Linked DNA regions of Homo sapiens: region 1 is linked to region 2. Evidence: chromatin loops called from intact Hi-C (ENCODE). Cell type or tissue: sigmoid colon. All regions are shown on one strand. Links, peaks and the distances in the headings refer to the core of each region. The heading gives the core; the rest is flanking DNA.

Region 1 (10,467 bases), core at 1,059-9,058, 58 kb before region 2:
CTGGAGGCTGAGGCAGGAGAATTGCGTGAACCCAGGAGGCTGAGGTTGCAGTGAGCTGAGATCACGCCACTGCATTGCAGCCTGGGCGACAGAGTGAAAATTCTGTCTCAAAAAAAAATAAATAAATAAATAATAAATAAAGAGAAAAACTGTGTTCTGTCTCTTAATTTTTCTGTTAACAATGGGCTGTAGACACTAGTCCTTGGATGTTTGCTTATGTGTGTGTGAGGCTTTGAAATCCCAGGAGGCACGTGGTGAAGACCTAAACTGAGGATTGCTCAGGGTAGCGGTCTCCAACTTTTTTGGCACTAAGGACGGATTTCATGGAAGGCAATCTTATCATGGATGGGCAGCAGGTGGGGGATGGTTTCAGGATGATTTAAGCGCATTACATTTACTGTGCACTTTATTTCTATTATTACTACATTGTAATATACAATGAGATAATTATACAACTCACCATAATGTAGAATCAGTGAGAGTCTTGAGCTTGTTTTCCTGCAACCAGACAGTCCCGTCTGGGGGATGATGAGAGACAGTGATAGATCATCAGGCATGGGATTCTCATAAGGAACCTGCAGCCTAGATCCCTCACATGCGCAGTTTACAATACAGTTTGTGCTCCTATGAGAATCTCCTAATCTCCTTTGCTGGGGTGGATCTGACAGGAGGCAGAGCTAAGGTAGTAATGCAACTGATGAGGAGCCGGCCACTGTGAATACAGATGAAGCTTCCTTCTCTGGCTCACCGCTCACTTCCTGCCACACAGCCCGGTTCCTAACAGGCCGCAGACCAATACTGCTGGTCTGTGGCCCAGGGATTGGGGATTTTTGGCCCAGGGCCCCTACCCCACCATCCTCAGCCATCCCTCATTCCTCCCTGAGGGTAGGCACAATCAAGCCATGGCCCAGAGAGAGACTTTGGCATTCATTTTCACAGGTCTTTCTTGAGCTTAGATCCAGAATAAAGCACACATGTTTCAAAACAGGCCTCTGTGCAAATCCTTTCTGAACTAATGTAGCCACTAGTAATGGGGGACAATTACCAAGAAGTCAATAAAGAGTACCAGTGCAAGTCCAGGTGCAGTGGCTCACGCCTAAAATCCCAGTGCTTTGAGAGGTTGAGGAGGGAGAATCACTTGAGCCAGGAGTTCAAGATCAGTTTGGGCAACATAGTGAGACCCTGTCTCTACAAAAAATTTAAAAATTAGCTGGGCATGGCGGGGGCGTGCCTTTAGTCTCAGCTACTCAGGATGCTGAGGCGGGAGAATCTCTTGGGCCCAGGAGGTAGAGGCTGCAGTGAGCTGTGATCCTGCCATTGCACTCCAGCCAGAGCAACAGAACAAGACCCTGCCTCTTAAAAAAAGTACAGTGCTCTATTTTCAAAAATATCAAGGTAATTCAAATGCAAAAACATCAAGGTAATTCAAATGCAAATAACTGAGAATTAACTGTATTGGTAGGGCATTTGGCCCAAAGAAGACTTCCTCTTTTTGAAAAGTAAATACATTGCATTGCATGCATTTGCTCTTTTCCCCAGAGAAAGGATGTTGGGCTGCTCCAGACCTCTGACAATGGATGCACCCCCAGGATTAGATCAGAAAGATGGACCTGCCAGGGGAAAGCGTCAGAGGCTTCTGTTCCTACCATCAGTACCATGGATGCGCTGTGAGTGTGGAGCCTGTATGGAAATGCCCCACTGGTTTCACAGTGTCTAAAGCTGATCCTTGGGGACTAATAGAGAAGAAAGATTAACAGACCAGCGTCCCTTGTTTCTAATACTGAACTGGCCTCTACTGAGCTTTTGCCTCTACTGAGCTTTTGTCGCGCAGCTGAGATTGGAAAGGAAGCCTCAGGAGCAGAAGCGAATGCAAGCTAACAGAAAGAAAGGCAGCGCGGAGGACGCCACAGCCCCAGCGCCCTCCCAGCCTCAGCAGAGCTGTGGGGATTGTTCTTCACATCTGACGCCATGGGGTTCTGGAAGTCTCTTAAGGGATATATTGGAACTGACTTGTATTATTTGGAAATCGACATAAATTGTCTATTATTAAATCTCACTGAATTAAGTCCAACTTTACCATCTGAACACCGTTTTAGCATTCATCCTGAAATGGCTGGAACATGATTTGTTAGCTCCATAAGGGTAAAGAAATATTAGCTGGGTGCAGCAGCTCATGCCTGTAATTCCAGCGCTTTGGGAGGCTGACAGGGAAGGATCGCTTGAGCCCAGGAGTTTGAGACCAGCCTGGGCAACATAGTAAGACCCTGTTTCTAAAAAAAATCAAAAAGTTAGCCAGGTGTGGTGGCACGTGCCTGTAGTCCCAGCTACTAGGGAGGCTGAGGTGGGAACCTTGCCTGAGCCCAAGAGATTGAGGATGCAGTGAGCTGTGATTGCACCACTGCACTCCAGCCTGGATGACAAAGTGAGACCGTGTCTCAAAAAAAAAAAAAAAAAAAAAAAAAAAGAAATATTGAGCAATGACTGACCAAGAGCCTGTATGGAAGCAAAGAAAAATAAAACAAGCCTAATGTTTAGTAGCGGTTTCTGCAGATGGAAGACAGCAAACGGGGAAAGAGTGCATTTGGGATTGCAGGACTTGGTTAGTGTCAGAGCCTGTCCTAAAAGACGACGATGCAGCAGGACCCTACCTGTCCTTATGACTTCCTTTCATCCTCCCCGCTCACCCTCCATGCTTCCTTCCTGAAGGAGGCCATTCCATTATTAAAATCAGGAACTGCAAAGATCCGGCAGGGAGCGTCATTTGCCAACGGTATTTGAGGTCCCAGTGGGAAAGATTTTTTTTTTTGGTTGGATGGAGTCTTTCCACAGATTCACATACGGTTATCACGACAGCCACAGCATCTGCTGAAGTCTATTTCTAGTAACATGTTGCACATTCCAGACCTCTCATTATTTGCAGTGGTCCACATTCATTCATGAATACTTGTATTTACTACTTGTTCATTCAATTATTTCTTGAGTGGGTACTTAGCTTAAGGGTCAACAGAACGCAAATATATCTTATATCTAGGCTCTGATGCCCCAAGGGATCTGCATTCCCTGGGACACAAAAATAATGATAATTCACCAAGAAGCATAAATAATGATGCAGGGCCAGGCATGGTGGCTCACACGGTACTCCCAGCACACTGGGAAGCTGAGGCAAGAGGATGGCTTGAGCCCAGAAGTTTGAGACCAGCCTGGGCAACATAGTGAGACCCCATCTCTATAAAAATATTTAAAAGTTAGTCAATCATGGTGGGTGCACCTGTAGTCCCAGCTACTTGGGAGACTGAGGTGGGAGGATCACTTGAGCCCAGGAGTTCAAGACTGCAGTGAACTATTATTGCACCACTGCACTCCAGCCTGGGTGATACAGTGAGACCTTGTCTCTAAAAATAATAATAATAGCAATGCAACAAGAACCTGTTCTGCATGGAATTGTGCCCCACTCTTTCCCCTTCACCTACTCCCCCAAAAAGATTGGAGTCCTAACCCCTAGTACCGCAGAATGTGACCTTATTTGGAGATACTTGAGTCATTAAGTTAAATGAGGTTTTCAGGGTAGGCCTAATCCAATCTGACTAGTGTCTTTATATGAAGGGGAAATTGGGAAGTGGCGGCAGGCATGCACAGAGGGAAGACCGTGTGCAGATGCACGGGGAGAAGACGGCCCTCTACAAGCCCAGAAGAGAGGCCTCAGAAGAAACCAACCCTGCCCACACCTTGATCTCAGACTTCCGCCCTCCAGAGCTGTGAGACAATAAAGGTTCTGTTGTTTAAGCACTCCAGTTTGTGGTACTTTGTCATAACAGCCCAAGGAAACGAATCGTGTCCACAGGAGGGACTTCTGGCTGGAGGTGGGAGGGAGGGGAAGGGATCAGGGTGGCTTCTGGGAGGAGGTGTCCTCTGAGTCGGCCTGAAAGGACTGGCAGGATTTCTCACTGCAACTGGACATCAGTCCTTCAGCCATCAGTTCCAAAGAGAAGATCTGGAAGGAGGAGAGGGAGAGGAGAGGCACACCCAGTCTCCCACGTGTGGCACAGGCAGGATAAGGACATAGCAAGTAGGGCCTCGAGGCTGAGGTGAGGGTGCACAGAAGGAAAGTGAACTTGGACATGGGCGGGCCAGGGGAATCCGGCTAAGGGGCTCTTCAGATGTGGGGATGACCCGGCAACAGCACCTGCGACTGACTCCTCTGGTCCTCAGGATCCCCAGGCCTAGTGCGTCCCTTTCTCATGGGACCCGGGGTGTTTCCAGGGCTGCCTGGTTTCATAGTATCCTGCGCCCTGCGCTAGCACTTCCATCTTGGACCTTGATGTTGAAACCATTACAGGTGCTGACTCTATTACATCCTCCTCTCATCTGATCTTCATATAAAGATATTTCTGAAATCTCCAGCAAACAACATGGCACTTGGAAAATGGCGGACTTGGGTTTCCTACCCAGTAGTGCCATTTTTTGGTAGACCTCAGTGACCATGAGGCAGCTCTATCAAATGCTGCTCTGATTTTATAAGCTGCTCAGGAAAACGAAATTGTTCTGTTGCATTGGAAATATGGAAAGTTTTGGAATCTTGCTATATTAAATTTTTTTTTAGATTTTGACTCTTAAAAAATCTTTGAATGGCCCTGGGAGATAGATTGGTCATGTCATAAACAAAAGACCAAGGCATACAAAAGTTACGGGACTCGGCTAAGATAACAGAGCTGGGTGGGGCAAGGCTCTTTAAGGACGGCACCCAGATGTGGTGGTCCGCATTCCCCTGTACCTGATTGTTGTTGAATAATGGAGGTAAACTGAGGCCCAAGGTCACCTCCTGCTTTAGGGAGGGCCTTAGGTAAGGGCGGGAGAGGAATCGCAGGCCCCGCCCGAACAGGCTGCTTTCTCTGCATGATTTCATCACATCCTCGCAGGCAGCCCCGAGAGGCACCCGCTATGCCCTTTACTGAGGAGGGTCTTCAACATTCAGTTCTTCCTCATCCTCCCATCGCTGGTAAGAGACCCATTCCAGTGGAAGCTGAGGAACGAGACCTGCCTGGGAATGAGACCTTTCCTCATGAACACTAATTTTATCCAGGGGTGATAGGGTTAGGGGGAGGTGTTTGCTGTTAATATCCGAATGTCTCTCTAACAGATTTCTATCAGGTTTGATATAAGCTGTCAGCTGCCTCCCTCCAGCTGGAGAAGCCAGGAAAGGAAATGCAGGGACTGGCCAGGGAAGGAAATACGGAAGCGACAAAGGAGATACCTTTGCATCTGGCGAGGGGCAGCCGCGCAGACGGAAGGCTGTGGCCAGCAGGTGGCGCTGTTGCTCAACGCAGAAGCCAAGGCTCCAACTCCAGCGCCGCCTCCGGCTTCACAGTCCTAGGATCTGCAGAGGAAGCCTCTGCTCTTAGGCACAGAACTGGGCCAAGACCTTCCCCTAAAGACCCCAGGGGCCAACTCCAGCTCCGTCCGGCTCATTTGTTTCCAGTTCAAGGAACCTGAACTCTACGATGGGCTGACCTGGGAATGTTCGCATTGCCCTGATGCAAGCAGTGATAAATTGTGCAGTGACATGAACGTGCCCAAAGTGGGAGTCTGCAGACCACAGTTCCTCTTAGCCAGGCTTCCCTCCCCCCGCATGCACTCGCTCATTAATTTTTTATTTTTTTATTTTGCTGGCTTCTTTAAACCTCTTCCCTTTGCCAGCTTTGCCATCTATAGAATGAAGGTGATACCTTTCTTTGGCTCAATTAGTTAATGTCAGGAAAACTCTCTGCAGATGAAAAGCACTAAATTCTATTGATCAAATATTTAATTAGCCACACTTGCGGATGATTCATAATCATCTATTCAACTTCCTGAATTGCCAAGCAGAGAAAATGGCATGATTAGAAATATAATTTTAAATACCGGTTTTCAGAGATTTTGTACCTGTCAAGGCTATGGGAGAATTACTGAATTAGCATACCAGTTCCTCCCTGATTTTCCAAGGGCCTGAAGAAACCGGCTCCTTTCCCACTCAGCCTGTGACCACAACTGCCCTCCTCCACCCACACCTGGCCTGGGGAGTAACTCAGCCTCAGGGCCTCACTGGCAGTGTCCAGCAAAGGAGAGAGGAAGGAAGGAGAATGGGGAGGAAAGAGCCTCTGAGTGAGGGACAACTCTGAGGAGGTCTGACCAGCCCCCAAGGAGCCCCAGCAGTCATCCCTTGGAGGAAGTGGTCAGAAATGGCCAGGCCCAGGACCCTCTGGACTCTGTCACTGGCTGGGCCTGACCTTGGCACGAAAGGTGTAGTGCAGCAGTCCCCAACCTTTTTGGCACCAGGGATAGGTTTTGTGGAAGACAATTTTTCCATGGATGGGGAGAGGGTCAGGAGTGGTTTCATGAAACTTTCATCTCATATCATCAGGCATTAGATTCTCATAAGCACTGTGCAGCCTAGATCCCTCACGTGCACAGTTCACAATGGGGTTCGTGCTCCTATGAGAATCTAATGCTGTGGCTGATCTGACAGGAGGTGGAGCTGAGGTGGTACTGCTTGCTTGTTGGCCAGCCACTCACCTCCTGCTGTGTGGCCTAGTTCCTAAAAGGCCATGGATCAGTACCAGTCAAGGGCCTGGGAGTTGGGGACCCCTGGTATGGTGATTCCAGAAGGCACTGCACCTAGAAGCTGCTGACTGGACCACACTCCTTGAGACAGGCTCTCGCTTAAAGTTTGCTGAGCAATCCCACTTCCTCAGCTGCCCTGGCCTGTGCCAATGACTTATTTAAATCAGTAAATCGATAATGATGGAGCTGACAGAATAGTAACATTAGTTCTGAAAAAGCCAGGGAAAATATACACATACACAGACGCGTAGATACTTATGTATATAGATGGAGACAGTAGACGGATGATGGAATACAATTTTAAAACAACATTCAAAATTGGTTAATATCCTACAAGGTAATAAAACTGTAACACACACAGTTATGATTTTCTACTCGCCAGAAATCCTTTACACCTCTACTGGACAAAAATCATCTATAGTTTATCAGTTTTCTATAAGTTAACATGGAACTTTAGAGTCTACGCCTGATCAATAGTAAACTGTAAATCAGAAAAGACAATATTCCCTAGAGAGTCAGGTACCTGTAGGCAGGCGTGTTGGATAATGCACAAGTATAGGCATGTAATCATCTTTATGCCTCACTTCCAAGTTGTAAATAATTAACACTTCTCTTGGGTAGTTACATTCTGTCAGGAGAGGGATATAAATAAATAGCCAGTTAAAATATTGTGTGACAAAGGAAAGGCGAGGAATGAGCAGAAGAAAGCAGGAGAAAACAGCACAAAGGTGCTTTTTTTTTTCTTTTTTGAGACACGGTCTTGCTCTGTCACCCAGGTGTGACGAAATTATGGCTTACTGCAGCCTCAAATTCCCAGGCTCAAGTGATCTTCCTGCCTCAGCCTTCTGAGTAGCTGGGACTACAGGCATGCACCACCATTCCAAGCTAATTTTAAAATTATTATTATTATTATTATTATTATTATTATTTTTAAGACAGTCTCACTCTGTTGCCCAGGCTGGAGTGCAGTGGTGCAATCACAGCTCACTGCAGTCTCAACTTCCCAGGCTGAAACTATTCTCCCACTTCAACCTCCCAAGTTCTGGGACCACAGGTATGCACATACCACCATGCCCGAAATTTTTTTTTAAGTTTTTTTGTGTGTTTGTTTGTTTTTAGATATGGGATCTTGCTGTGTTGCCCAGGCTGGTCTCAAACTTCTGGACTCAAGTGATTCTTCCACCTCAGCCTCCCAAAGTGCTGGGATTACAGGTATGAGCCATCATGCCCAGTCTTTTTTTTTTTTTTTTTATTGTAGATACAGAGTCTTGCTATGCTGCCCACGTTGGTCTTGAACTCCTGAGCTCAAGCCATCCTCCCTCCTCAGCCTCTCAAAGCACTGGGATTACAGGCCTGAGCCACTGTGCCTCACAGATCCCAAAGGCTTTTGATGGCCCCTCCATAGAACTGCTAATAATTCCAAACAGCTGAGGGCAGAGACGAACCAGTCTTGAGACTGAAGCAGGCATTGAGACTGGCCAGGACAGTGGATTACATAGTGAACTATTTCTCTTTTGCCATGCTGGGGAATTTGGATTTTTATCCTTAAGGCAATAAGGAGCCATTGAAGTGTCTGAAATTAGAAATAAAATCGATATTTGTGTTGATAAAGATCACTCATGAAGGGTGGAAAATGGATTGGAGGGTACTAAAACTGAAATTAGGCAACAAACACAAAGGTAGCTAATTTAATTTCACTGAACTTTCTGGATCTGTGGTTTGGTATACGTCATTAATATTAGAAGGCCCACTGCCATTATTACTTCAAATATTTGTTCTGCTCCATTCTCTTTCTCTTCTCTTTCTTGTATTCCGACTCTGTGCATGTTACAGCTTTTGTAATTGCCCCACAGTTCTTGGACATTGTATTTTTTGTTGTTTTTTTTATTGTTGTTGTAATATTTCTGTTTGTGAATTTTCTTTCAACATTCTCAGCTCACTGATTCTTTCCTCAGCCATGTTGATTCCACTGATGAACCCATCACAGGCATTCTTCATTTGTTATTATTTTTTTTTAATTTCTAGCATTTCCTTTTTGGTTTTATCTCTCTGTTTTCCATCTCTCTGCTTACATTACCCATGTATTCTTGCATGTTGTCTACTTTTTCCATTAGAGACCTTAACACATTAATCGTAGTTACTTTAAGTGTCCTGCTTGATAATTTTTAACATCTGTGTTATAGCTGAGTCTGGTTTAGATCATTGCTTTCTCTCTTATGACTTCTTTCTTGATTTTGGTGGAACTTGTACGTTTTTGTTGAAAGCTGGACAAGTTGTATTAGGTAATGGGAACTGAGGTAAATAGACCTCTTATGTAAGGATTTATGAGAATCTGGCTAGAAGTTGGTCTTTTTGTTTAGTGTTTTCTGTAAAAACTAAAGGTGCCAGAGCCTTTTAATTCCACCAATGTCCTTGTTTGTGTTTTTTCTCTCCCCTTTTAACCTCAGGATTCCCTACATACTCCTCCTCAAAGAGAGTCTCTGTCTCAAAGCTCTTTCAGCTGTAATTTACTATAATTATATGCAGGCCTGTTGGTGTGGTGGTAATATGTAGGGGAGTGGGAAGAGTTCTATAATCTTCCAATTAAATCTCAGGCTTTTAGTGGGCCTGTGACCCTAGCCTGTGACACCCAAGTGTTTCTTCTTGCATATACCTCCACCCACCTTAGGTAAGGCAGGGAAGCCAGAGGGGTGTGGGGTGAGAGGGTTGTCCTTCCCCCATGGCTTTGGAACAAGGCTCGGGTGAAGCCTTTTCCCCAAAGGGTAGGCCTTTGTTCTGGAGAACGCTCTAGGTATATTTCACAAGAATTACTCTTCCATCCAAGATGCCATCTTGGATCTTCACCATGAGAACTTGGTAGGGTTTCTGGAGGTAAAGCCCAAAAAAGTGTGAGGGGCCCCATCAAGACTGCACTCCCTAGGAGTTTGTCATTCTCACACTACTCCACACTCAGCCTCCAGATTCATTAAGATAATCACTTAAGTGTTTCTACCAGTTTATGAGTCCAGTGGTTTCTGTTCTAGGTCAGTAGATCTTGGCTCTGACTCTGGATTTATCTGTCTTTCAAGATTTCAGGATGGTAGTTTGCCCTGCAAGCTCAGTTCTCCAATGGGTCCTTCCAAAAAGTCATCGATTTTCTGTTTGTTCAGCTCTTTCTTGTAAGGACAAGAGTGATGACTCCCAAGCTCTTTGCATGTTGGAGCTTCAAACAGAGGTCCATAAATAACTTACTTTCAGACAGTGATGAGTGTCAGAGAATGGACTAGGGAGAGGAGGGAGTCATCATCAAGGTCATGGAAGCCTGTCTGGGGAGACACCATGTGGAGGAGACCTGAATCGGGGGAGGGCATAGAGGCAGCAGGATTGGCAAGTGGAAGTTCTTGGAGCTGAAAGAAGGACTGTGGGGCCAGAGCACAGGGGAAAGGATGCAAGAGGGAGAAGAAGGTGAGATTGGGAAAGGGACTTTGGGTGAGCACATGCAGGGCTTTGTTCTAACCGCAAAGGGAAGCCATTAAGCAGGGGAATGATATGTGGTGTAACTTAGGTTTGTGGATGATTCTTCTGGCTGGGGAGTCCATGTGTCCATGTTTGCTCAGGACAGTCCTGGTTTATGTCTTTTGCCTGCTGTCATTATCTTCCATGCCCCTTCCACTTACAAAAGTGTCTTCATTCAGATGACAAATCACAAGGACCCCCTGATCCTGGCCACAGTGAGGAGGAGATGTTAGAGTGGCCATGAGGGAAGCTGGGAGGTCGGTTGGAGGTGAATGTAGTGAAGCGGACAAGCCGTGATGGGGTGGTGGCCTTGGAGCTGGAGGGAACCGATGACCTCAGGACATGTTACAGAGGTGGAACCAGTGGGACTGTGCC
Region 2 (10,467 bases), core at 1,552-9,551:
GGGGAAGGGAGGAGGAGGAAGAAGAAGAGAAGGAGGAGGAAGAAAATCAGACAATGATAAAGGCTCTGCAAGACTGAAATAAGATGCTATGAAAGAGAATGATTGGGTGGTGCATAAGAGTGGAAGATCCAGGGAAGGCTCTGCTGACACTGAACTGAGATCTGAATTGCAGGAAGAAGCCAGCCATTGGAGGAATAAGGAGATCAATGATCTACACAGACAGAAAAGCCATAACATTGGGAGAAGTTTGGCTTGTTTGAGGATCTGGGGTTGGAGCACTTCCCCACTGCAGGGCGGGGAAGGTGAGGGCACTAAGGTAGGTAGGAGTTCTGTGAGCCAGGTTATATTGCCCCAAGGGCAAGGGGAACCCAATGGTGAATGTGGGAGCCATGGGGGCACTGCTCAGCTCCCACTTCAAGAGAGGACCTGCTGGGACCAGAGCAGGCAGTGGACAGCCTCCAAGTGCAGTGCCACCAAGATCCTCCTGCAGTGTTCGACCTGCGGCCATACTCCGCCCAAAGACCAATCTCTACGGGGGTGCATGAGCCCGGACTCCGTTGGGAAGCTCCTTGCTGGTCTGGCTGGGCTTTCTCAGAGCTGCAGTGTGGCCTGAAGCTCTTCCTACCCTCTCTTCTTTCCTTCAGCTCTCTCTTCTCCGGGGGTCAGACCCACATGCTGGTCTGAAGGCTCTCCCTGCCTCCTTGTGCTTCCTCTCTTCTGCATACTCTGCAGGTCTCCCCTGGTAAACTCCTTTCCTTTCCAACTGCATCCTGCCTTCTGCTTCCCAGAGAGCCTGGCCTGACAGAGTGGGGTTTTAATCAGCACGCTCTGATTATAGGGCTTCGAGTGGAGCAAATCCATCAGCAGCTGCTCAGGAACTGGAGAGAGTAAGGTGGCTTGAACCACGGCTGTGGTAGAGCAAGGGGAAGATGGTGAGTTGGGGGATGCAGCATGCTTTTTGGATGTAGAGTTGACAAGGCTTGCTGATGAGATCTGATGTGGGGGTTGGCAAAAGAGAGAAGGAAAAAATGGCCTCCAGTTTTTGGCTGAACATCAGGATAGATGGCAGGGGTATTTCCAGAGGTGGGATGACTCCATAAGGGATGAACTGGGGCCAGATCCTCAAGTCTTGGCCATGTTTGAGGGGCCTGTTAGACACTTGGAAAAGGTCTAATTGTCCTCTGGACGCAGGGGGCAAGCTGTTCTTCCCATGAAACTGTCTTCGACGCAGCAGTCAGGGTTAACAACCGCTACCATTTAGTGGGCACGTGGCACATACCAGGCGTGGTGCTAAGCACACCTATTGCCAGGATCCCAGACTCAGACCGGGCAACTGTGCCATGCTAACAGCTCTGTGGTGGAGCTACAGATGCTTAACCTGTCCTACAACAGGGCATCTGTCTTTCCAGCTATTTTATATCCAGTTGGGTCTCCTACTCTAAACTCTTTTCTAGCAGGTGGGGCATGGTAGTGTGCATCAGTAATCCCAGAAACTCAGGAGGCTGAAGTGGGAGGATCTCTTGAAGCCAGGAGCTGGAGACCAGCCCAGGCAACACAGTGAGACCCCCATCTCTAAAAAAACTTTTTTTGAAATTAGCCAGGTGTGGGGTCCTGGGGTTTCTGGGGTCCCTGCTTCTAGCCCCTCTGGCGGGTGAGCCCCGCGGGGAGGGTCCCAACGTGGCAAGGAGACCTACAAAGGGAGGCCGAGGCACCGGTGCAAGCACAAACCACACAGCAAAATTAGCCAGGTGTGGGGTCCCAGGGTTTCTGGGGTCCCAGCTACTTGGGAGGCTGAGGTGGGGAAGGCTGCTTGAGCCCAGACGTGGGAGGCTGCAGCAAGCTATGATGGCACCACTACACTCCATCCCGGGTGACAGACAGACTGAGACTTCATCTCTAAAAATAATAATAATAATAATAATAATAAGCTCCTTTCTACCAGAAACCATGTCTAGCCTATATCTGAACTCTCAAGTATGGACCATGGGGGCTTTGCCTACAGCACTGCTCAGGCAGCACGGGAATTCCCAGGAGCTTTTGGAGCTGCATCCAAACTCCAGGAAGGGCTGCCCTTTTCAGTGACCTGCCCTGGCATCCCAGTGCTGGGTGGGAGGGAGCCCTCAGCCCTCCTTCGGTGGGGTAGTGAGGTTTCTGAGCAGAAATCCCAACATCATCTTTCTCATGAGTCCCTCTTTCTGCCCTGTTTGAGAAGGACAGGTTGAAATGCCATCGCCCATCGCTGGGGGCCTCAGCCTTCACCTCTGCCCTCAGGAAAAATGCTCCTTCCCAGGAGGCTACTAACATGGACTATTTGCCTGGTAGAGCCAGGGACCCCGGGGTCCTGATGTTGGGGATCTGCAGGCCCTATCCCCTCCAATCTGCAGAATAAAATAAATCCACAGCCCTCTTCTTCTTCCCAGGCACTGAGGCATCTTCTGCAAAAATAACATTTTCTTCTCTTTCCAGAGCTATGGGTGCATGAACCAAAGGGAGGGCCAAGGCCCACTGGTCCCCATTGCCACTGGGAAGCTCGCCTGCAGGATCCGGAGTGCCTCGGCGCCATCCTCCCTGGAAGAAAGCTCCCTTGTTCCAGGCACACAAAGGATGTGCGCTGGGCAGGCGACAGGCCATGAATGCTAATGGCCCAGGCGCTTGCAGGCTCCAGCTCTGCCTGGCGGGAAAGCCAGCCTGGTGCCTCTGCCACTCTTCACGCTGAGCCAGCCCTGGCCTGGGGCTGCAATGCACATGGCAGCTCCCTTTCCTGGGGACCCCATTTCTTTGCAGTGCGGTGGCCCTGTCCCAGGCCAGAGGCGTGGAGCCCTCCCGTGCCTATCACGTGGGAGCGCCTGGGAACCCAGGCAAGCATCTGTTGCAGACTGCACAAACGTCTAAACATCCGTGCAAACTTGGACCAACAGGTCCTGCTGAAATGTGCTAACCATCTGCTTTTCCTTAGCTGTTTTTGAGCAAATTATGTTTATTATGTTAATTTATTTTACTGTCAACAACACAGAATGACACAGTTGCTGCTAAATATCATTATATATCTCAGCCTGGCATATCACCAGCAGGGCTTTTTTTATTTTGTATTAATTTTTTTGTATATACAACAAGAATAAATACATATTGAAATGTCGATCTATTTAAAATGGTGTCCGGGATGGTAAAGTCATCTGTACAGAAGGCCCTGGTTGCTCACCCTTCCAGCAAAGGCTTTTGCTAGGAGAGGCAGCACAGCGGCCATCTGGGTGGGGGCCTAGGCCTGCAGCCCGCCCAGGTCCCTCCAGACAGTTCCATGTTTGGCCAGGAACATGGGGCTTCTCAGAAGTTTGTGGGGTTAGGAAAGAGAGAGAGCGAGAGAGACAGAGACAGAGAGAGAGAGAGAGAGGCTCCCAGGCGCCTGTTTTCTTCCCCAAACGTCCTCCTCCCTTAAAAAATCCTCCCATTTTCCAGATGGCCAAGCCAGGGGGACCCAGAGGAGCCAGGCAGAGAGAGGGTGTGCCCTAGTGACTCACTGGGAACCACCCTGAAACCCAAACAGCTGGCCAGGGGTTGCAGCTTATAATAATTACGTTTTTGATCATTTCCCCCCTGCAGAGACCAATAAACTCCACATTTCCAGAGAAAGAGAGAGGAGAAAAAATAAGGGCTGCTGAGCAGGAGGGAGGGAAGCCTGACAAGGAGAAGATCGTTCTGGAAATGTACCAAATCATTGCGCGGGGCATGAAGGTACTGCTCTCCACAACTTCCTTAATGCTCAGCTAGTGGCCAAGCTAAGGAAGCTCAAAGTAGCACCATGCAGACTCAAATAGTTCATCAATTAGGTAATAAGCAACAGAAGGTAAGTGCAGTTTCCTGGGAGGAAACCAGGGCCTCAGACAGACACCAGAGCCCCTGCAGAAATGAACAGAGTTTCTTTCATTCCGCTCACAGGCCCGACTGAGATTTCATCTGCACACCCCAATTGGGGGGCAGCAGGAGAGGCCAGGGTGGGCTGCCCTGTGTCGTGGAGGGGAGGTTTGCCTGCGGACCCCTCAGAAGCTGAGAAAAATCCCCAGGTGGCGTTTTCACAGCACCAATGACCTGCATGGTCAAAAGATGTGGTAGCCAGGTGGCTGCTGGCTGTCCCTGCAAATATTTGGTTTCAGAGAATGAGTCGGATTACACAGTTTCATATTTGGAGGCTGAGAGAGCTGCGGCCGTAAGCCTCCATCCTGGCTTGTCTGCAGCAGCCAGTAGACAGCCCATAAAAACACGGGGCTTATGTTCACACAGATGGCTGTTGGTTTTATCGACTTGGGGAGAGGAGCAGAAGATGGTCACGGTGCAGCTGCCTGAGACTCTGTCAAATGGGTCTCAACTGCTGGGGACACAGTGACCATCGAGGGCCACCTGGGTCCTAGAGGCCCCATGAGGTCTGGACATTCTCAGAAGGCTCCCTCCACACCCCTGAAATGTGTACAGGACTCTGTCACTACCCACCTCCCAGAGCCACCACCCTACCTCCTCCCAGTCCCACCAAATGAATGACTAGGGCCCGGGCTTGAAGGATGGCCACAGCGCTGGTTCCTGTCCCTCTGGGTCTCAGGCTGGGCCTCCTTCCTTTCTCTAGGAGCCCACTCAATCCTTGGGAAACAATAATACACTGTTTCACCCTAAAATCGGTGCCTAAATTTTATCTCTTCAAGGGTATCTTCTGTTTAATTGGGAGCTAAGCCTTGAATCAAAGAAACGGATCCGTCATTGCAGAATGTCTTACTTAGTAGATGGCATGAAGGGAGAGCGTCTGGTGCCCTGTGTGTTAACCTCATTGCAGGGAGGAGAAGAAAGTGGGCAGAGACCATCCCAGCCCCACTAAATCCACGCTACCGCCCGGGAGGATCCCAGAAAAGGCAGGGGAAGGGGCTTGGAGAGGGAGGCTGGCCACACGGTGGTGCTATTGCCCACGGCGGTCTAGTTGGCCTCCGAACTGGGGGTGGAGGGTGGGAAGTGGTTAGAACCATCCCCAGCAAAGAGAGAAGAGAGTGCTGACTTCAACTCAGTGGCAACCAGGGGGCATAGATGAAAAAAACAAATTGCAAATTCTTCCACCTCGGCCTCAATCTCTGTGATAAAACCCTGCGGTTCTCTGATGATTTCTGGGGTGATGGGGTGGGGCTGGGTTAAGAAGAGACTTATACTGTGATTCCTGGGTTGGGGGACGGCGCTACGACTCTAAGGTTTTAAGCAGTGATCCCAGCAGGTTAACTGGGGCAGTAAGTGCTGTCTTTCTCGGGGAGGGAGGGAGTTCAGCTCCAAAGGCGGCCTGGTTCGCAGGCTCCTTTCCCTAAGATCCTTTAGAAATCGTTCCCATCCCAGAAAGGAAGCTGGGGCGCAGCTGTGAGCGCCCCCCTCTCCCCCCGCCTGCCCCCACCCCCTCTGAGCTCCCCGCTTTGCTCTGAAAAAAACCAAAAGCATCTCTCGATGCTGGGGTTTCTTCACATAAAGTGATTACCACGTGTCAGAAATAAACTGCAGTCCCCTTTGGAGAACAGTGAGGTTGGATCAAAAAGGAGAACTATTTCAAAACATGCTGCCAGCTCGTCTTTTCAAAAATTTTTCTTTTTTTTTTTTTTTTTTGGATGTGGGGAGGAGGATTTCAAAAACAAAAAAAAGTAAGTCAGTATCTTCTCACAACTGCAGCTGATTTCCTGTGTAAACGAAAACCATGTGATATTCCATAAATGCTTCCAGCTCTAAATTACAGGAAATGAAAACCATCATGGAAAAGGAAAGCTTTCAGAATAAATCCCCACTTCGGATCCCGCCGCGGCGAAGCTGCGCTGGGCCGCCCGCACACACCTGCGGGTCCCCGAGCTCGCCCGGGCGCCCCCGCCACCGTCCCCAGAGCGCGCAGGGAGCGGGGCGCGCGATCACACCCTCCGCGCTGCGCCCGACCACTCGGGCTTTCAATTAGGAGCCAAGCTGAGAAAAGTAGGCTTTTCTTTATGCACGCCTCGCCGAGGTCAGGTTACGACCTCTCAACCGTCTTCAATCGGCGGTGGCATCCATATTCATGAAGGCTAATTAACTCTGAAAGGCTCGGCGGGGCTGGCCCTCCCCGGGCCGCCCAGCGCCGCCCCCCGCGGTGCAGGGGTGGGTGAGTGGGGGCCCCGAGCCCAGTACCCTCTCCTCCCTCCCCCGACAACCCGCCAGGCATCTTCCCAGGGCCGCCCGGCCTCCGCAGCTGCTCCTGGGCCGGACTCCCGAGCACGCACTTGTGCGCGGGGACACGGGGTCCCAGGGCGCGGGGACCAGTCAGGCGAGGAGAATTAGCTGCGTCATTTGTCGCCATCCTAGCAACTCGAGCTTACTTCTCCCGATAGCTCCCTCCTGGCCGCTGCTCCCAGGGGCCGAATGTGGGAAAGGGATGCTAATTCCAAGTGAGAGTTCATGCTTGGGGTTTCAGGCAGCCTTGCAGATGGGCGGCCCTGGGACCTAGGTTATAGCCCCAAGCCAATGGACTGTGGGGGCGCGCGGGGAAGTCACTCCACCTCTCTGGGCTCTTTGCGTTTGCTCTGAGATGACAAGAGGCTGTTAGGCTGGAGAAACTCCTTTCCACTTAGTGAAACGTCCCAAGAGGTCTCTCCTGCGGCCTTATTTCCCCAGCTCTGCATGAGAATTTTTAGGTTTCCCAGTTCTGCAGGAGCCAGCAGGTTCTGAGGTTCCCAAGGGGTGGCAACTTGTAGGGTAACCTTTTCTACTTCTTCCTGTATCCATCAAGGTCCTTACATTTTAGATTTTACAAACGGACTTGAACTAGTTTAAGCAAACTAGAAAATTCTGTTTTGTGGATAGAGACTTTGCTCATGGACCCATGGGCCTGAGATACCTCCAGGCTCAGAAAGTTCTTCCTCCTTCTTTCACCTTTTCTTCTATATTCCTGCTGCTTTGTTTTTATTGGCCGACTGACTGCCTCAAGGCCTGTTTCTCAGTCCACATAGGACAGAAGATGGTCCTGCCACTGTTTATCAGTTTACATCTGCTCTATTCAACAGGGGAGTCCAGCCTGAAACTGCATCTCCAGAATTCAGGCACAAAATTCAGTTTACATCTGCTCTATTCAACAGGGGAGCCCAGCCTGAAACTGCATCTCCAGAATTCAGGCACAAAATATGGGGCTGGCCCAGCTTAGATCACATGCCCAGCTCTGGTCCAGCCAATTGAGAGCAGAGGGCCAGCCACATGGTACTCACTGCCACCATGGGACTGCCCTGTGGGTAGGGGATGAATCAGGGGTGAGCTGGCCAGAAATGGCTAAGAGCATCTTCTGCATGAACTCAAGCCTGATTTCAAGTGGGTGCAAGGTAATTTCTTTCAGAGACAGATAGCTCTCTGGGCTCCTGACCCAGAGTTGGCTTCACCTTTTTTATTTCTTTTGTTTCTTTTCAGAGATGGGCTCTCACTCTGTCGCCCAGGCTGGAGTGCAGTAGTGCAATCCACAGCCTCAAACTCCTGGGCTCAAGGGATCCTGCAGCCTCAGCCTGCAGAGTAGCTGGGACTACAGATGCGTGCCACCACATTCAGCTATTTTTTATTTTCATTTTTTGTGGAGATGAGGTCTTACATTGTTGCCAGGCTGGAGTGCAGTAATGTGATCAGAGCTCACTGCAGCCTCAAACTTCTGAGCTCAAGTGATTCTCCAGCCTCAGCCTCCTGAGTAGCTGGGGCTACAGTTGGGCACTAACCACACATGGCTAATTTAAAACAATTCTTTTAGCAGTGGGGTCTCGCTGTGTTGTCCAGGCTGGTCTTGAATGCCTGTCCTCAAGCGATCCTCCCACCTTGGCCTCCCAAAATGCTGGGATTACAAGTGTAAGCCACCACACCTGACCATGGCTTCACCTAATAAGAAAGAGGAGGGGACAGAATTCCCAGTGCAGAATTCAGGGGCACCAGGAAGAACATACCTGACCTCCCTGTACTTCTTAGCAGGGAGCCAGGGATGAAGTCAGAGGCCCACCATGACCAGAGAAGCAGACAGAGAGCCCACTCTCCATCAGAGACACTTCTGTGGCTGGGCCTGCCTATGGTGATGGGATTGCCACACTAGGGCTCCTGCTGGGTCCCCTCCATCCTGCACTAAGATGAGAGGTCTAAGGCAAGCCCTGTGCCGCCCATTCTGGGGGAACCATGGCCTACCTGCAGATGCAACTACCAAATCAACACATTAGACCGAGTCGGGAAGTGAAATACTCAGAGTTCTTAATCCTAAAAAAAGGAAATCTGCTTTAGCTAGTCCATCAGAAAACGGATTTCAGTGTACTAGTCAAGATGCGCTAACCCTACAACAACTGCAAACTCAGAGTGGCTTAAGACAATAAGAGGTTTATTCCTTGTTCATGTCGCCATGCAGGCTAGTGATCCAAGAGCCCAGGCTCCTGTCTTCTCATGGCTCCAGGGCTCTTGTCATCTCCCAGCGGATCCTCTGCGCCTTGCTAGGCGATAAGAGTGTGGGTGATTGTGAGAGGCTTTAGGGACCAGGCATGGATGTCTGTCGCTTCTCTCCACGCTCCATTAGTTGGGACTCAGTCGTGTGGCCACGCCTAAGGGCAAGGAAGGCTGGGAAAGGCAGTTCAGCTCTGTGTGTGCCTGACAACGGGGACAAAATGGGACTGGTGAGCCCTGAGCCATTCTCTTGGGAGATCAGAGCAAGCTCACAGAGTCATGGGCAGCCAGGAGTCAGAGTTGAAGCTAAACGTCCGGGAGCGATCCCTAAATCCCGCCACAGAACTTGCTGAGGAAACAGCAGTGGTTTCTGCCACTCATAAGCACAAAATGCCACAAATCTGCTTCATCACAAATGCCACATCTGCTAGATCTAATGGGACATGACCTTGCACTGTCTGGGAAACAGCATAAAAGCCAATGTCTCTGCCGTGGCTCAAAACAGAAAATTAATGCACCAGGCAGATTCCCTCCTGCACCTTTTTTCCCTTCAGGTTATTAATTTCCAAATTGAAGTCTTGCACAGGAGCATATGAAAGATAGACTTAGGTCACAAGACTTCTTCTTTCCTGCAAGGGATCCTGGGATTTTGAGTTCTCACTTTTACTCTGGGAAGGTGGGACTCATATTGTGAGCTTGTCCTGTAGTCAGGTAATAGATGGCATCTATGAGCAAGACAAATGTCCCCCATTGGAGGTGAGCAAAGAGGGAGGCCCCTGGCTATTGCAGCTCTGGCTGGGCCTAGGTAAAATGGTGTTGAGGATGAGTTATAAACTATGTCCAAGCTTGCACAAGCAAAAGGCCAAGTGGCAGAAACATAGGTCCTTGGAGTCAGGAGGAAAAGTCAAAGGTTATCAGTCCAGTTCCCAACTTCACACAGGCATCCTGTCTACCAAAAGTGCCCTATGATGGGTCAGCCCCACTGAAACATTCACCGGGATGGGTGACTCAGCACTGCCTTACAAGGCAGCCTCGTGGATCACTTTTTGTTCTTAGGAGTTTCTTTTTTTAGGTGAAGCAGAAACCTGGCTTTCTAGAACCTCTACCTCTGGCCTGAGTTCTGTCCTGGGAAGCCACACAGAACGAATCTGCTTTTCATGTGTATGACAATTTTAATGTTCCACTCTTCTGTGGTTTTTCTCATCTTCTTGAGGCTGAACATCCCTTCTTCTCTACACTCTGTTCCTCACATGGTGATCTCTTAAGAGAGACCCATGGGCAGAGGGTAGAGGGACAGATCCCCAAATGGCAGTGCTGTAAATTTCACCACTCCCTGAAACAGTCTCAGAGGGGTGCATACACATCCCAATGTGATTGATGGGAAAATGGAGAAATCAAAGCAAGAGAAGAAATCCAGGGTCCAGATCAAGACTTGGAACCACTGTCCTCGAGTTTCTGCGGACGCCACTCCCATGAGATCTGTCCTCCCTGGGCCCATTTAATGCACCACCTATCCCTGTGCTGGGTCCCAAGCCTGGGGAGCTTCACATTGACACCTTCAACAGTTACTGCAAACAGTTACAGATGCTTCAGGTGGGACAGAGGTAAACAAGTCCTCTTGTAAGAGCCTCTAAGTTGTTGCTCTGAAGGTGAGTGTGGTGACAGTGGGGAAAGGGTTGTTTACCCTGAATTTTTCTGTTAGAAAAAAGAAGGAAATTTATGTCTCTTCATGAAATCCTACCTGTCATCTCTGCTGTGCTCAGCCTAACGGGTCCCCATGACAAAGGAAGGGAGCTCTTATCAAAGGAATCACTGGCGATTGTGTAGAGACGGTCTGGAAATGATGGCTATAATAGATATCCATTGTGGCCAAGTTCAAATGTGGATATTTCACAGGATGGCCCGACCATCTAGACCTTGGACTTAAATCATTGTTCATTCCAGAAGTCCTGGATCCTTTGCTGTTTCCAACTCTCTTAACTCACTGTTTTCACAATTATGAAGGAAATAGAAGTTTATTGTAAATATCTGGAAAATATA

What was found. A loop is a pair of places that touch in the nucleus more often than their neighbours do. Peaks named below come from ENCODE experiments on the same cell type or tissue, not always from the same donor. Only the 100,000 strongest peaks of a DNase experiment are listed, where the experiment ranks them.
Region 1: it touches region 2 in a loop (2.5-fold over the local background); 9 of 110 quality-filtered maps call a loop at or near these places.

Annotation. Positions count from the first base shown.
Region 1 is chr10:30,721,670-30,732,136 of GRCh38, forward strand. LINC02644 (long intergenic non-protein coding RNA 2644) reads left to right here and starts at 1,550. Exons shown (of 2, transcript NR_134497.1): 1 at 1,550-1,667; 2 at 1,750-2,071. In sigmoid colon, for the core only: CTCF peaks have their summits at 5,297 (motif pointing right) and 5,503; DNase peaks (open chromatin) are centred at 5,302 and 5,567.
Region 2 is chr10:30,779,110-30,789,576 of GRCh38, forward strand. No RefSeq gene overlaps it. Among named protein-coding and RNA genes, the nearest start is that of LINC02644, 61 kb to the left of the region's middle. RefSeq lists an enhancer at 4,037-4,537 and a silencer at 6,024-6,333. In sigmoid colon, for the core only: a CTCF peak has its summit at 4,903 (motif pointing right); DNase peaks (open chromatin) are centred at 2,712, 4,148, 4,952 and 6,322; H3K4me3 peaks cover 1,755 bases; H3K27ac peaks cover 3,949 bases.